Regions from separate parts of the Homo sapiens genome. Here all the other regions are linked to region 1. The links are chromatin contacts, found by Hi-C or POLR2A ChIA-PET in ENCODE. All regions are on one chromosome and are shown on one strand. The core of a region is the stretch at or near the end of the contact, and the rest is flanking DNA. Distances in the headings are between cores, read along the strand shown. Region 1 holds the start of SCFD2 (sec1 family domain containing 2). Region 2 has its middle 160 kb from the start of LNX1-AS2. Region 3 has its middle 95 kb from the start of LNX1-AS2. Region 4 has its middle 48 kb from the start of LNX1-AS2.

The links. Hi-C counts contacts between places; a loop is a spot of excess contacts on that map. ChIA-PET counts read pairs that join two places held with the same protein, here RNA polymerase II (POLR2A). Pooled maps may share reads with other maps.
Region 2: a map of OCI-LY7 shows a loop between it and region 1 (7-fold over the local background). The contact joins the enhancer-like site here to the promoter of SCFD2 in region 1. A Hi-C loop is called at or near these places in 1 of 168 maps with a recorded cell type or tissue (OCI-LY7), 15 of 37 single-sample maps with no recorded cell type and 6 of 50 pooled maps.
Region 3: a pooled map shows a loop between it and region 1 (6-fold over the local background). The contact joins the enhancer-like site here to the promoter of SCFD2 in region 1. A Hi-C loop is called at or near these places in 5 of 50 pooled maps.
Region 4: a pooled map shows a loop between it and region 1 (3-fold over the local background). The contact joins the enhancer-like site here to the promoter of SCFD2 in region 1. A Hi-C loop is called at or near these places in 4 of 37 single-sample maps with no recorded cell type and 9 of 50 pooled maps. POLR2A ChIA-PET finds 5 or more read pairs at or near these places in 1 of 52 experiments (common myeloid progenitor, CD34-positive).

What each region holds. Positions count from the first base shown.
Region 1 is chr4:53,363,617-53,367,786 of GRCh38, reverse strand. It overlaps SCFD2 (sec1 family domain containing 2), which reads left to right and starts at 1,726. Exons shown (of 9, transcript NM_152540.4): 1 at 1,726-2,683. The coding sequence starts at 1,846. RefSeq lists enhancers at 1,761-1,810, 1,831-2,030, 2,251-2,300.
Region 2 is chr4:53,746,297-53,750,466 of GRCh38, reverse strand. No RefSeq gene overlaps it. Among named protein-coding and RNA genes, the nearest start is that of LNX1-AS2, 160 kb to the right of the region's middle. RefSeq lists enhancers at 1,810-1,859, 1,910-2,119. Within about 2 kb of position 2,031, at least 5 of the 41 ENCODE cell types and tissues checked have a DNase peak (open chromatin) inside an H3K27ac peak, as active enhancers do; they include OCI-LY7, where a contact is called at or near this core.
Region 3 is chr4:53,686,161-53,690,330 of GRCh38, reverse strand. No RefSeq gene overlaps it. Among named protein-coding and RNA genes, the nearest start is that of LNX1-AS2, 95 kb to the right of the region's middle. RefSeq lists enhancers at 1,853-2,062, 2,093-2,142. Within about 2 kb of position 1,955, at least 2 of the 41 ENCODE cell types and tissues checked have a DNase peak (open chromatin) inside an H3K27ac peak, as active enhancers do.
Region 4 is chr4:53,639,118-53,643,287 of GRCh38, reverse strand. It overlaps a transcript of LNX1 not described here. Among named protein-coding and RNA genes, the nearest start is that of LNX1-AS2, 48 kb to the right of the region's middle. Within about 2 kb of position 2,152, at least 3 of the 41 ENCODE cell types and tissues checked have a DNase peak (open chromatin) inside an H3K27ac peak, as active enhancers do.

The DNA of each region.
Region 1 (4,170 bases), core at 477-2,976:
TATACAAAAAATTTTAAAAAGTATTTGCTTCTGTAACATTTTATTGCACTTGTTTTACATGTGTGGGTCCCTTTATTTCATCATAATTATTTTGAAATCAGGGCTGTGGTTTAGTTTTCTTTATATCCTTAAAACCCAGACAGTGTTTGGAATACTGTACGTATTTATTAAAAATTGGCTGGATATATTATTATGTGGAATTTTTTTTTTTTTTGAGACAGAGTCTCGCTCTGTCGCCCAGGCTGGAGTGCAGTGGTGCCATCTTGGCTCACTGCAACCTCTCCCTCCTGGGTTCAAGTGATTCTCCTGCCTCAACCTCCCGAGTAGCTGGGATTACAGGTACCTGCCACCATGTCCAGCTATTTTTTGTACTTTTAGTAGAGACGGAGCTTCACCATGTTGGCCAAGCTGGTCTTGAGCCCCTGACCTCAGGTGATCTGCCCACCTCGGCCTCCCAAAGTGTTGGGATTACAGGCATGAGCCACCGCGCCTGGCCATGGATATTAATTGAACATTCATTCAACGAACATTTATTGAACACCTGTTATAAGTGTTGGGGATACCAAGCATCTAGTGCATAATTTAGCAAAACAGATAGTTTAAAGAAAATAGTGTTAATACTTACCCCATGATATGGCAAGTACTTAGCGAATGTATCAATTGAGTGGTTTGATAGGTGGGGGAAGTGAGAGGTGATAGGGTGATAGTGGTGGTGAGTTAGAAAAAGTCTCTCACAGGCAGTACTGTTGGAATGATTATTTTCGGTAAGTTTACCAGGTAAATTCTTTGTGGATTAGGTAATGAATTTTATTAACCATTGCATCTTTGAAGCTTAGCACAGAGATTATACTTAGTAATGTAAGTATATTGGTGGAACAAACAGAACCCATAAAACATTTTGGGTTCAGCCTATTGACTTCATTGTATCGGTACAATTTTTCTCCATGTTGGGAATAGCTGGAGAGAAATTGAGAAATCAAGAAGGATGTTGATGCTTTTTAAAGAGTGTGGATGTATCCTATAGGCAACTGGGCTAGGAGAAGCTTTTAAGCAGGAAAGTTGTAGGACCAACTTTGTTTATTAGGAAGAAAATAGAATTGGAGGGTAAAGAGATCAAAAGTCAGAAAATGTTGGGAGATCATTGCCTGGGTGAGCGATGATGTTGGGTTTTTGTGACAGCAAAAATGGAGAGGAAGGGCTGAATTCTGAGAGTTTTTAAGCCTATAAGATGTAGTGACGATGAGATGAGGGAGGAAAGATGGAGAAAGTGAAAATGAGAACAACAGGGTTTGTTATGAGGCTTGTGGGCGATAACGTATGTGACAGCAATCTATAAACCCAAAATATTGCACACGGTTGTTTTTATTATCTTTTTCTAGTTGCTCTGAGTTTAGATTGAGAAGGTGGCTGTACTTTTGGAGACGTGTTCATATCTAAGGAAGATACCAAATTTCGGATTAGGTTTTTATTTCGGAGACTTTTCAAGGAACATGAGAAGATTATCTGAGAAGATTATCTGCGCAGACAGGCCGAGCGACGGAAAGAACTCAGTTCAGCTCCATCTCAGGAAACACCTGATCTCCACGAGCTTTTGAGGAAGCCCGGAGCCACAGAGCCCCACCCACTTCTTTCCCGACCGCGCCATCCTTCCTCACTCCCGGCCTCCTCTCTAGCCAATCACCGCTCAGTTTAACGTCATCACCGAGCGCCATCAGGGAGCGTGTCAGAGGCCGACCACGTGTACTGTGGAGACTGTCAAAGTCTCCCGGAGCCCAATTTCCGGAAGCGGTGAGTTCTGAAAGAAGTTCCTGCACCGTAGTTTCCCAAGTCTGCGAATCCCCAACCATGAGCGCCTCGGGCGTACTGTCCTTTACCCAGCAAGGATGGGAGCAGGTGCTGGCCAAAGTGAAACGGGCTGTGGTTTACCTGGACGCCGCCTGCGCCGAGAGCCTGCACTGGGGCTGCGGATCCACCCGTCTCCTGGAGGCGGTGGGGGGTCCTGACTGTCACCTGCGAGAGTTCGAGCCCGACGCAATTGGTGGTGGAGCCAAGCAGCCCAAGGCAGTGTTTGTGCTGAGCTGCCTGCTGAAAGGCCGGACCGTGGAGATCCTACGGGACATCATCTGCCGCAGTCACTTCCAGTATTGTGTGGTGGTCACAACCGTGAGCCACGCTGTCCACCTCACAGCTAATCATGTCCCAGCGGCGGCAGCGGCCGAGATGGAGGGGCAGCAGCCGGTGTTCGAGCAGCTGGAGGAGAAGCTGTGTGAATGGATGGGCAACATGAACTACACGGCCGAGGTGTTCCATGTCCCGTTATTGCTTGCCCCTGTTGCTCCCCACTTTGCCTTGACTCCAGCTTTTGCATCCCTTTTCCCACTGCTACCCCAGGATGTGCACCTCCTTAATAGCGCCCGACCGGACAAGAGGAAGCTGGGAAGCCTGGGTGATGTGGACTCCACTACGCTAACCCCAGAGCTGCTGCTGCAGATCAGATGCCTAGTGTCAGGCCTCAGTTCTCTGTGTGAACATTTAGGAGTACGGGAGGAGTGTTTTGCTGTAGGTTCCTTAAGTCAGGTCATCGCTGCGGATCTGGCCAATTATGCCCCTGCAAAGAACAGGAAGAAGACTGCTGCAGGCAGGGCATCAGTGGTTTTTGTGGACAGAACCCTGGATCTCACAGGTAAGTGCATTGCTCTGGAGTTCTTCATTACCATTCCCCACATTGCTGGGACTTTCATTGATTCAGCATATATTTTATTGACCTTTTATTATATATTAGATTGAGGATACAAAGATGAACTAGATGGACACGGTCTCTAATCTCACAGAGTTTATTGTCTAAAGTGGAATACAGACAGGTGAATTAGCAATTACAATAACATTTGTTAAATGCTGTAATGGGTAGAAATGTCATAAATGCCCATTGCCTTGTTAAACAACAACTTTAGCCCAAGATTATGCTGACAGGGAGGAAAACTGTGCACCTGGGAAATTTTATTTTTAGAAATTTACGAATGCCAGTATTCACAACAGTCCTTCATAAGAAGACTCTGGTTTGTTGGAGAAGTGTTAATAGATGACCCAGCGGAAGGAAAACTACTGCACAAGAAAACATAAAATTATTACAGACAATTGAGGTTTAGGAAATGAGTGTTCAAAAGTGAGGCTGAACTTAAATGTTACTAGTAAATGAGATGAAATAGAATTGTAGAAAATATTTTCAAATGTTTATTGATTTATTTTTAGCTCTCATTGTATTAAAGATTAAGTAAATAATCTCAAATTGTAATAATGTATTATTTACACAAAAGAAACAAATGTAATCCTTAAAGCAGATGAAGAAAAGACACTTTCTGATGTTTGATATGTTATTTTCAAAGGTCAACTTTATTGTTCTCTAATTAGGTTGTATAATACTGTTAGTAATATAGCCTAGCCACTTCCAAGTCCAGGGAGAATAATCGGAAAACTGACATTGGTAGGCATTCCCTTTAATCGGTCAGAAAAAAAGTTGAATTAAGTTATAAAAAACGAAATAGGTATATTTGAGTTTTTAATCTTAATAAGATTAATTTTCAGATAAAAAATGGAAAGTAGGCTAAATGGTAATACTGAGATGTAAACTTAATTATGTGACTGGAAAAACCAGGTGTCCAGTCTGTGATTTAAATATATAAGTAATAACTGTAGCATCACAGAGTCCATAGGGGATTAAAAGATAAAACCTGATAAGTAGATGCTTGTTGAGTTTTTTTGTGGATGCTATATATTACTGTTACTTCTATCTCTTTATGCCAAAAATGTAGCAAAGTTGTTTCATAATCAACTGGGAAGTTCACATAATTTTGTACCCTCCCCTAAGACTTCTGTTAGGCAAAACTTAATATCCCACTGTCCAGCATCATAGTAACAGCTCTTTACATCTTCAGTAGGTAATGCTTTTTTTTTTTTTTTTTTGAGACGGAGTCTCTCTCTGTCGCCCAGGCTGGAGTGCAATGGCGCAATCTCGCGAGGCTCACTGCAAGCTCCGCCTCCCGGGTTCACGCCATTCTCCTGCCTCAACCTCCCGAGTAGCTGGGACTACAGGCGCCCGCCACTACGCCGGGCTAACTTTTCGTATTTTTAGTAGAGACGGGGTTTCACCGTGGTCTCGATCTCCTGACCTCG
Region 2 (4,170 bases), core at 782-3,281, 380 kb before region 1:
CCTTGTTTTATCACTGAATAGCTAAGTAGTCTTTGGAAATAAACCTTCTGTACCTCGGTTCCTTCAGCTCAAAAGTGGTGATAATTGTTCTATACCTATCTCATAGAGTGGTTTTAAGTGTTAAAACATAACATAAAAAGGGCTTATAAGGATGCGTAGTACAAGGTAAGTACAATATAGGTGTTAAATGTTATATTACTACTACCACTACCACTGATACCATAGCTAGCATTATTGAGGGCATACTATTTATTATGTGCCTGATATTTACTATGCTAAACTCTTTAAAAACACTGGTCTCTTAAATTTGTATTAAGTCTTAAGAGGTGATTGAAAAAAAGTTTTTGAATGCTCTGTGGAAGGCACTTTTATATGCTCTTTACTCTGATTTTATTATGTAATTTTCACTACAACCCTATAAGGTAGTTATCATTAAGGTGCAGCCGTCACAGATGATGAAACTGAGGCACAGATTAAATGGTTTGCCAAAAACCAAGTCTTAAATTTATATCTCTCTAAACCGGTGGTTCTCAAATATTAATACACATCAGAATCACCTGGTGGGCTTATTAAAACACTGATTGCTGGACTCCAGCTCCAGAGTCTCTGATTCAGTAAGTGTGGGTGGGGTCTGAGAATTTGCATTTCTGGTAAGTTCCTGGGTGACGTTGACACTGCTAGTCTGGGAGACGGGGTTTCCTATTCTGAGATCCACTGTATTTTTTTTTTTTTTTTTGAGACGGAGTCTCGCTCTGTCACCCAGGCTGGAGTGCAGTGGTGTGGTCTCAACTCACTGAGCCTCCCAAGCTCAAGCGATTCTTGTGCCTCAGACTCCTAAGTAGCTGAATCTACAGGTGTGTGCCACCATGCCCGGTTAATTTTTGTATTTTTAGTAGAGACAGGATTTCACCATGTTGGCCAGTCTGGCCTCTAACTCCTGACCTCAGGTGATCCTCCCACCTCAGCCTCCCAAAGCGCTGGGATTTCAGGTGTGAGCCATTGTGCCTGGCCAACATCCGCTGTATTAATGGCAAGTGCTGCTTTACCGTTAAAACAGGCACAATCCATAGTTGATATCTTGAATTTTGCCAACTATCTTAACTAGGAGTCATATTTCTCATCACAGGAACTGAAGAAAATAATTTATGTTCATCACTCCACTCACAGTGTCCTGGGGACATTATGAGTTCAGTTCAGTCTTCCTTACATGCTGGCTTCCAGCTAGCACTCAAGGAAACGGACTCTCACTTAGCATCCCATTCTCTGGTTATGGTGATCTCTTTGTTTTGATTTATATTATTTCATTATTTTCTGTCTTTTTCCACAAAGATGTTATTTATTTCACCAGCTGTCCTTGCAAATGGACCATGAGTCTGAGCACTGAAGCTGCTGACATTGTAGATTTTAAAGGCCCTTACGTGGAGAGGCACAGGAAACCCGAGAAAATGAAGCACCACGTTGGTTAAAGGGTTTGGGTGTTTCCCTTATTAACAGTGGATGATCATCAAATATAAGAGATCTCCAGACCATCAGAATAGAGATCCTGAAACTGGCAAACATAATCCATACTAGTTGTGCCAGTTATCAACCCATTTCCTCTCAGCTCCAAATGCATCCATCTTTGCTCTATTGGTGGTAGCGGGACTGGACCCTGTAAACATTTCTCCTTTCCCAACTGCCGAAGTGTTAGCCTAATTGTCAATAGAGGGTACTGGGGTGTTGCTGTAAGGTCATAGCAGAGGAAGAGGCTTATCTTCAGTTATGGTGCTCTTACTCTCTTATGGTACAGCTGTCAGCAAACAGGCAGACAGGAGGCCCAAGTCGTTCACTCTCTAGTGAGTTTCTCCTGCACCCAGCAGACCACTTCCTGTAGACCAGCTGTGACCCCTCAGCTGCCTGCAGGTTGTTTCTTATAAGTCAGCTCCAGTCCCCTGGTACCCCAGCTGGCCATGTCCTGCTCTCCAGCTCAGCCCACCAGCTCGCTCCAGTGAACTTAGCCACCCAGTTTCAGTTCCTGCAAACCAGCTGCAGCTTGCCTGCACCTTCTAGAGTGTCTCAACCACCTAGCAAGCTGTTCCTACAGACCAGCTCTGGCCAAACTTTCTGACAAGTTTCTTTACCACTGAGAGGCTACATGTTTCTGTGTCAGCCACAAGATACCCACTGAGGGCTGAATTCAGCCTTGGAGGAGGGACCTTCTTTCATGTTCTTAATTCTTTATGTTATGTTCTCTCCATTCTAGAGGTAGGAGCTTCTTCTCTATATTCTCTAGTTCTCTTTTAGTAGTTAATTGCATTTTACTAGCTCATAATTCTGTATATTACATTTTTTCTGTTCAAATTACTGGTGTGTAGCTATCTCCTGACTAGACCTTACAGAATTGATACCAGTAGTGGTCCTAAAAGACAGACCCTCACACATGAGATTTGGTACTAGTTTGATCATGATTTTAGGCTTCAGTGCAGAGACAATTTCTTTGCCAGTGGGAAATTGATACTAATAATCCATGGCAGGTAATAGCTTTGCAATTAATCAAACTATGGTAATTGTGATGAAGTGCAAACTAAAGCAAGGACTATGATGTTGGATGGATCCTCTGGAGTGTACTGTAGCATTTACAGAAAGCAAATGACAGGCTAAAATTCCTTTAATTTTCAGTTCAAGTCATGAGTGGCAAACTAGACATTTCTAGGGCAGCCCAAAAATAATCTTTTATTTATTATGGCCACAGGCTGATATTGATAAAAATCAAACATAAAATTTAATTGGGAGGCTTGCAGAATTACAATTTCAGTTGGATTCACAGCCTTGCCAAATTTCTGATGTAAAAGATAGGAAATCAAATGGGAAAGCATGAGACACTGAAACTTGGAGTGAGGCATCAGGTTAGAACTGATTCTAAACACACCCACGTCACTCTGAGCCTCCCTTGCTTGTTCTTCTGTGTTTGGGGAGACCACGCTTTCTTTGGTTGAAAGCCCTGCAGTAACCTCCGCTGGGATAGCAATGTTCCGAGGGGATGCTCATTTTCCACAAGACTACAACAACTGCCCCCGTTGCCACTACACCAATAACTAGGTTCAAATCACAGTGTGCCCCAGATCAGGAACATATGATGACCCAGGAGGAAATGACTTATATACACTGCATGATTTTGCTCATATATATGAGCAGAAACCTAAAAAATATATGTGGAGTAGATTTTGTAAAATATAATGCTAGATCATTATCACTATGTCTTTTCTTTGAGGCATAACCAGGGTCCTTTTTAAAAATGAATAAACAAACAAACAAACTTTATTTTATGGAAGCTATGTGAGGATAGCCCTAATAGAAACTAGTAATGTATTATGATCCTGCAGTATTTGAGACAAAATTATATTAGTACATGAAGAGACAGAATGATTACTGGAACAAAATAGAGCCCAGAGAAATACTTAAGTATGAATGGGAATGTGATTTGTAAAAATGGTGACATTTCAGGTAAGGGTCAAATAATAAATAAATCAATAAATAGTGTGACAATAGACTAGTGATCTGAGGGGATAAAAGAAAGAGACAGGAGAGAGAGAGAGAAAAAAAGGAAGCTGAATCCTTACATCATTTCTTACCTAAAATAAATTTCATCTTGGTCTATTTTTGCAACATAAAAAAAATTATGAAAGCATTAGAATAAAGGCAGTATTTTATTTTCTTGGAATAATAAAGATCTCTTAAAGTGTGACATAAAACCCAGAAGCTATGAAGAATAGATTTATAAATTTGATCACATAAAATGTAACAGAGCAAAACAAAGCCCAAAGACAAAACAATAAACTGAGAAATGTTACTGTCACCCATATTGTAGACAAAGACTGATTTATTTAATTTTACTACTATAAGCTATGAAAGGAAAATAAATCTTGGGACCCCAAACTCACTAAGCCAAAGGGAAAAATCAAGCTGGGAACTGGGTCACACAAACCTGCCTCCCACTTTTTTTCCTAAATAAGATGGCTACACGATGAAAAGCTACACATCTCCCTCATAGTTTGCCCACAAGGAAATTCCTTGTGGGCCCCAAGATCTTTACCTTAAAGCATTTCTGTTAAAATTCACCATGGCAATATAAATTGATAGCTTATCTTCACAGGTGTGGGGACATAGGACAGAACTCAAAGTCATCCCTCT
Region 3 (4,170 bases), core at 706-3,205, 320 kb before region 1:
AAATGCTGCTGAAAGATCCAGTAAAATATGTCCAGAAAATTGACCACTGGACATGGTAAAATGGAGATCATTGGTAACCTAGACAATAGCCATGTTGGCAAAGTGGTAATGACAAACAGAAGAAAGAATGGGAGGTAGGCAAGTGAAGATAACGACTACAAACGACTTTTAAAAATCTTGGCACTACTTTCAAAAATCTTGGCATTAAAAGTGTACGAGAAGCAAATGAGACCTGGGTGGGGGCTGAGAGGAGTCAAAAGGATTTTACTTCATTTTTTTTTAGAGCATGTTTATGTGCAGATGGAAAATATTCAGTAGAAAGGGGGAAATTAATGATGCAGGACAAAGAGGAATGAATCGTAGGCATCAAAGCTTTGAGTGAGCAGGAGAGACAGTGCACAAGTAGAGAGAGGTTAGTCTTAGGAATAGGTACAATCTCACTCACTGGAAGAGGAGGAAAAGGAGAACATAGGGACTCAGGTGCTTGAAGTGTGGTGGATTTGGTCCTACCAACAGAAGTCCTCTTCAGTTGTTCTTATTTTCTCAGAAAAATATTCAGCTGATAGTAAGGAAGTAGAAGGGTGCTGAAGTTTTGAGAAGTGGGAAGGAGATATGGCGAATTAGCCACGAGATCAGGAGAGGAAGTGGGATAGAAGATGTATTTGAATTGAGGAGCAATGGAGGCTGTCCACCTGAGATGTATGGTCTTTAATTTAAAGTGAGATCAGTCAGTTGTGTGTTTAATGTCAACCAGTTTAGCGACATGGGGGACAGGTGTGAAGTAGGCAGTGAGAATCAAATGATGACACTTTGGTGGGGGAAGACACTAGAGATGAAGAGTTCAGCTGGGTGTGTGTTGGGTTTGAAATACCTGAGGAGATCCAGGTGAAGCTGTCTTGTAGACAGTTGGAAATGAAGAATCTGTGCTATAAATAAAGATCTGGGAATCACTGATTGATTAAAAAAAAGTTACAGAATGTGTCCTGTGCACCAGATACTGTTCTAAGCCAGACATTGTTCTAAGCACCGGGCACAACAGAGAACATAAGACAGAATCTCTGTCCTCATATAGGGCTTGTATGCTGGTGAGGAGGGGCATCATGAATAGCTCAGTCATTTCCAAAGAGAGAGATCTGCAGCCCAGGGGATGTGCAAGATGATCCCTTGAAATGCGAGCAGGAACTATTTGAACTCACATTTACATTTTTCTTATCATCTTTAATATCTATTTTTATATGTGTCTCATTCATTTTCTAAAATGCTAACACAGTAATACATATATTATTATATAAATAAGTATGGATATGTTTGGAGAGACATGCTCAAAAAGTATTTACTGATAGAGATGCTTGATTAGAAACATTTGAAAACCACTAGCCATGTGTGAGATAGTAGAAGATGAAGAAGATGATGAAGATAAGTCTCCCAAAATTGACATCAATAAAGATGTATACAAGAAATTAGATTAGCTCTGTAGAGCACAGTCTCTGAATTATTCCATCCTGGGTTAACATTTTTAAGTAATGAGCCTTCCAGAAATGGGACTAAATAAAGGTATCAGGAAGAAACTTATAATGATTTTGCTGTCAAAAAATAGAACAGGCTGCCATGTGACAAGTAGGCACATTCAGCAGAGGCAAGATGCCTGTTGGTGAGACAGGCTGTGGAGGAAGTCCTCACCAGGGCCGCACTGATTTCAGAGGGAAGATTGGACCACAAGACCCTCAAGTGCCTTGTAACTCTAAGCATCTATGAGTGTATGAAGAATAAGCTGGGAATTTGGAATTATAATAATCTCTTTATGTAAGGAATTGGATTGAGGAAGGGTGAATCATAGCCTTGCATCTACAAACAGAGGGGTGATGGTCTGCCCAGATTACAGCCAAGGGAGAGCTGCAGAATGTGTCAGCATTTCCAGCTTGCTTCGTGGGAGAGGGTGCCTGAGTAGCAGATGTGAACATTTTGGTTTCTGTGGTTGGTATTTTCCTATAGTGGAGAAGAGTGACTCATGAGGTCCACACAGCCAGATGAAAATCACCCTAGAGAGGCAGCTCAGAATAGTGGAAAGTTACTCCATGGACTGTTGTCTTCAGTGCTTGCAGGTAAAGAAACTGAAGCTCAGAGAGACTAAGCAAGTAGGCTGGAGCCACCCAGCTGAGAAGTGGTGGAGCTGGGATTCAAAGCCAGGGCTATCTAGCTTCAAATTCCATGTTTACTCTGCTACATGGTAAATTTAAGAAATCCTTTAGGAAAAACTCAGAGGGGTGTAGATGATCAAAGAAGTGAGACTATATTTCTTTTCTTTTCTTTTTTTACTTTAAGTTCTTCAAGTTCTGGGATACATGTGCAGAATGTGCATGTTTGCTACATAGGTATACATGTGCCATGGTGGTTTGCTGCACCTATCAACTCATGATCTAGGTCTTCAGCCCCGCATGCATTAGGTACTTGTACTAATGTTCTCCCTCCCTTGCCCCCCAACCCCTGACAGGCCCTGGTGTGTGATGTTCCCCTCCCTGTGTCCAAGTGTTCTCATTGTTCAACTCCCACTTATGAGTGAGAACATGCGGTGTTTGGTTTTCTGTTCCTGTGTTAGTTTGCTGAGAATGATGGCTTCTAGCTTCATCCATGCTCCTGCAAAGGACATGAACTCATCATAAGAATGTATTTCTAAGGATACAGATTGGCTACTGTAACAAAGACAGCCAAGAAATACCAAAACCAGAGAATTAAACAAGATAGAAATATTTTTTCCTCATACTTAATGGTCTGAGCACAGGGAGTCCAGGGCTTATATGACAGGTCCATTTTGTTGGGGCCCAGGTTCCATCTAACTCTCGGCTCTGCTGTCTCATGTTGTTGCCTTTATCTGCATGGCTAAAGACTGTATAGCTCCCCAACACACCACCTTGGTCTGTATTTCATCTAGTGGAAAGAGGGAGAAGGAGAGGGAAGACGTACTTCCTTCTCTTAGGTGTGACGCAGTTGTTGTACACCTTGCTTCTGGTCACAGCTCCTTGGACACTGAGTTATGATGGAAGCTGGGAAACGCCTTCATTCCAAGGAGCTATATGACTAGCAAAACTCAAAGATTCTATTTCTAAAAGGTGAAAGGGAAAATAGATATTGACAGGCAATCAGCAGCCTCTGGCACATTAAATTATATCTATTAGAAGAACAAGAAAAAAGAAAAATAAAGGGACTTTTAGACTATTCTAAAGGAAAGGGAAGGAGGGCTCTCCAGGTCTAGGAAACAGCTTGGGAAAAGGCAGAAGAAACAGGCTCCTTTTAGAGAAGTGTTTGCAGCCAAGTTTGGTTTAAGAGTTTAGGAGTGCAAGGAAACTCTAAGAAACAAGACTAGAAATTTTTGTCACAGACATTCAATACAAAGTGAGGAATTTGTACTAACCTCAGTCAGCAAGAGAAAGTGATTGCAGGTTTGTAAGCAGAAAATATTATGATGAGGGTTGTACTTTACAGAGATTGTCCTAGCAGTTGTATGCACAGTGGGCTGGAGTAAGGCAAGATAGAAAGCTGGGTGGGATTGTGGAAAAACACTGGAGCGGGGTCAGGAGGTCTGGCTGCAAAAACCCAGTGCTTCCCTAATGACTACTGCATAGTGGTTAAGAGTCAGGCTCCAGAGCTGCAGTCCCTGCATTCACATCTCATCTCACCACTTAGCAGCCATTCCTGAAAACAGGAAGATCTTCAGAGAGTGCTCAGCATCTTGGGCACATAGCAAGTTCTGCCTTGACTGTTACCTTGAATAAGCCTTCTCTCCAGGCTAACTGCTTTCTGAGTTCAGTGTAAAAACTCGATGAGTTGATTTCTAAAGACACCTTCAGCTCTAAAATTTTCTGATCCCCTGAATCTGAGTATGATACAAATGTTTAACACTGCCTAAAGAGACCTGAAAATCACATTTTAGAATATTTTTCTTTCCAGTAGACAACATATTAATTTTGTTAAACTCACCTTGGCTCTCCCAGAGCAAATTATAATGATTTGTTGGTTAGAGAAAAGAATTATATGCAAATCACATTTTACTTAATGCCAAAAAAAAAGCTAGTAGCCCAGGGCATTTGAAGCCACACTGCTGCTTAGGGTACCTGCTTCTCTCTCCTGTCTTAGAAGAGGAATGGGGACTCCAGGCAACTTGCTAATCTTCTT
Region 4 (4,170 bases), core at 903-3,402, 280 kb before region 1:
TCCCAGCTGCCCAGGAGACTGAGGTGGGAAGATTGCTTGAGCCTGGGAATTTGAGGCTGCAGTGAGCCATGATCGTGCCATTGCACTCCAGCTTGGGCAACAGAGCAAGATCCTGTCTTAAAAAAGAAAAAAAAAAGACCAAGATTTCTTGACTCAACAATACTAGCATTTGGGACTGAATAATTCTTTATTGTGGGCAGCTGCCTTGTGCATTGTAGAATGTTCAGCAACACCCTAGGCTCAACCTATTAAATGCCCATAGCACTCCCCAAGTTGTAACAACCAAAAATGTCTCCAGTCAATGTTAAGTGGCCTCTGGAGGGCAAAATCACCCCACACAGAGAACCATTACACTAGACACACCCAAAGGCAAAAGGAGACTAAAGTTACACCCAGGCGACCATAACGGTCCTCAGAGGGTGGGAGCTTCCATGCCATGGCTGGGAGGGATCTGGGGATTCTTCAAGTGGAGCGACCCCTCTCATGGTCATGGCACCATTCTGATCTCAAAGTAAGCAGAGACATCCAAGACTATAGTCAACCCAAAGGAAACCTCAGACCCCGCAGGCTTGCTGATTTTGGTGAGTAGAGCAAGGGATCTCTCCAAAAGGCCAGTGTTTGTGATTGGCCTTCCCAGTTCTGGCAGAAAATCTGTGTACACCCAGAAAATGCTCTTTCTTTCCAGAGCTATCTCTGTAGCATTGATTTGACCCCAAGCATATAAAGAATAACCGTGCCACATATGACTTTAGAGTGTACAGGGTATGTGGGAAGGGCCCCTAGCTGGTGCTGGCCCCTCAGGACCCATCACAAAGTGGTCAATGGCCAGGAGACCCTTTGTCCTAGGCCCCACATTGAGCTTCAAATTCAAAATCCTGATATCATTTCCAGTGTTACCTACATGTTGAATTTTTAATATGTTCAAAAGCATGTATACATTTTAAATATAGCATATTTTATAGGTCTATTTTGGGATTCCTTCTTTCATTTTTAATATCCCAAGAACTTCAAAAAGTGGAAATGGTCTGGGCCTGCTTTGACCTTTTTTTTTTTTTTTTTTTTTTAAGATAGGATTTTGCTCTGCATTGCCCAGGCTGGAGTGCAGTAATGTGATCATGGCTCACTGCAGCCTCAACCTTTTGAGCTCAAGCAATCCTCCCATCTTAGCCTCCCAAGTAGCTGGGATCACAGGCGTGTACCACCAAACCTGGCTGATGTTTTTATTTTTTGTAGAGATGAGTTCTCCACTATGTTGCCCAGACTGGTCTCTAACTCCTGGCCTCAAGCAATCCTCCTGTCTTGGTTTCATGGCAGGTTTCTTGGTAATAGCCTCAGACTGGAAACAACCCAAATGCCCATCAACAGGTGAATGAATAAACAGACTGTGCTGTGTCCACACAATGCAATACTAAGCAGAAAAAAAGGAATGAACTGTTGATACCTACAATATGAATAAATCCTGAAATTATCATACCAAGTGAAGTAAGCCAGACACCAAAAAGAATACACAATGTTTGATTTCATTTATATGGAGTTCTGGAATGTGCAAGCAGTCTAGTTATAGAAAGCAGATCAATACTTGCCTGGGGACCTGGTGAATGGGGAGTGAGAGGGAGAGATTACAAAGAGAAAGAAAATGAATTTGTTCCTTGATTGCAGTGATGATTTCATGGGCATATATGTATGCCAAAATTGATCAGATGCACAAAATTAAATATGTGCATTAGGTTGAACCCCTGGGTATTGTGGGGTGGGGAGAAACAGAGGCATGGTCGTTAGGTCCACCTGGGTATTTTGTCCATTTCTCTCGTCTTTGGCTGAGCACAGAGGTTGTAGCCATTCCTCTTCAGCACTGCCTGGATAATGTTACTAGAGTGAAGTGTGAGAAACTCATTAAAAATTCATCAGCTTATTGGTGGGTGAAAGCCCTGCTGTGGCACCCTCTCACTTTCTCTGAAGAGCGCCTCTTATCTGGGTAAGTCCCCTCTTGGGGCCAGAAGAGATTAGATCAGAATGCACTGGATATATTTGCATAGCTAGAAATCCCTCCTTCTTAGAGAGTAAAGGAGGTGCCCCCCCACCCCGCCCTTCCCCAGAACAGAGAAAGTGGCCAAGCAGCTTGGATCTCCTCCAGCATACCCAGGCCAAAAAACCATGCCACATTCCAGTGTTCATTGAGGAAATAAAATGCACACACACAAGCATACACACATAGAGCAGTAGCCTGTGCCGAGTCGCCTCCAAGGCTGGGGTCTGCAGGTGCAAGCTCCAATTAGCAGCCAGCCTTCCAATACCTTTTCATCCCAAACAACGGCCAGGCCTCAGCCCCGGCCAGGGATTGAGGAAGGCCCCGGAAGGACTGCCGACGAGACTGAGAAAAACAAAGACTGTCCAAATAAAAGTAGCTCATGTGAGTCGAACCTGAAACCCAGCTTCATTTTCAAAACCTCTTGTGAGAAATAGTCAATGCACAATTTTGTGAAAAATCAGTTACTGGTCACAGGAAAGAAACTGCCTTCAAAGGCCCTCCAGACCTAAGTCATCAGAGGCAGTTTTCTTTTGCAAACCAGCTAGGCACAGTATTTCTATAACAACACAGTCTTAATTGTTCCTACTGTTGACAACAATTCCCCTAAACTAATATATTTTGGGGGTTATGGATGTATTGTGGTTCTCCTGCAACTGGTGGCTCTTTATTGCTAATATCACATCAAGGCTTAAACAAAAGCACTTTTGATTCTTTATTTTTAGCAATGAAATGTATGTGTTTTCATATGCTTGCCAGTGCTCTATCCTAAGCAGAGAAGCACTAAGGCCATAGACTCACTTTCTTCATTCCTTCTCTCCCCCCATTTTTTTCTGTTTACTTTTTACTGAGAAGGCTACAGAGCTTATACAGAGGTCCATCCTTCCTCTGTAAGCATCTCGGCCTGTTCCACAGCTAAGGATGCTCTCCCAAAGAAAGACTTCTCTATCATTGTCTCCTTGTGGGCTCCCTGGTCTGCTTTTCCACCACTGCCATGCTCTGTTAGGCAGTGCTTCCTCGCCTTCCTGACAGTCGTTCTTGTTTTTAATACGTAAATCTACAAAGAAATGCCAACAATTGGAAATGGGAACAAAAGAATGTTAAAAACCTATACTCCCACCACCACTGTCATTCTATTTTTCTGTTTCCTTCCAGATCATCAGGCATACTTTTGTCTACTTGGTATATGTATATAAATAATTCTTTTTTATTTTTATTTTTTTTTGAGACAGAGTCTCACTCTGTTGCCCAGGCTGGAGTGCTGTTCAGTGGTGCAGTCTCAGCTCACTGCAACCTCTGCCTCTGGGTTCAAGCAATTTTTGTGCCTCAGCCTCCCAAGTAGCTGGGATTATAGGCATGCGCCAACATGCCTGGCTAATTTTTTTTATTTTTAGTAGAGACAGGGTTTCACCATGTTGCTCAGGCAGGTCTCAAATCCCTGACGTCAAGTGATCCACCCGCCTCGGCCTCCCAAAGTGCTGGGATTACAGGCATGAGCCACTACACCTGACCTAAATAACTCTTGATTATGCCTCTGACTTGGCTTCTCCACTGTGTTTGCAGTCATGAGATATGAACAGCTGGTAAGTGGGCGACAGAAGAAACAGCCCTTTTGATACTTTAGGACCCCAAAACAGTCCATTCTACTTAGCAAGAATGAAGTTGGGTTCCTGTGAGCCTTTGTTTGCACCATTTTCATCAGCCAATCAATAAATAACCTTGTTTAATGTACGTTTCTGTTTCAAGATGCCTTATTTTTTCTGGGATATTAACATTTTTAATTAAAGAAAATTTATTAGGAAGCAGATTTTAAATAAATATAAGGAAGAATTTTTTTTTAGGTTTGGGGTACAAATGATCCTGTCACCCAGGTACTGAGCATAGCACCCAATAGTTTTTCAATCCTTACCCCCACTCACTCCTCCCTGCTGTAGTAGTACCCAGTGCCTATTGTTGCCATCTTTATGTCCATGAGCACCCAATGTTTAGCTCCCACTTACAAGTGAGAACATGCAGTATTTGGTTTTCTGTTCCTGTGATAATTCAATGAGAAGAATGGCCTCCAGCTGCATGCATGTTGCTGCAAAGGACATGATTTTGTTCTTTTTCATGGATGCATAGTACTTCATGGTGTATATGTACCA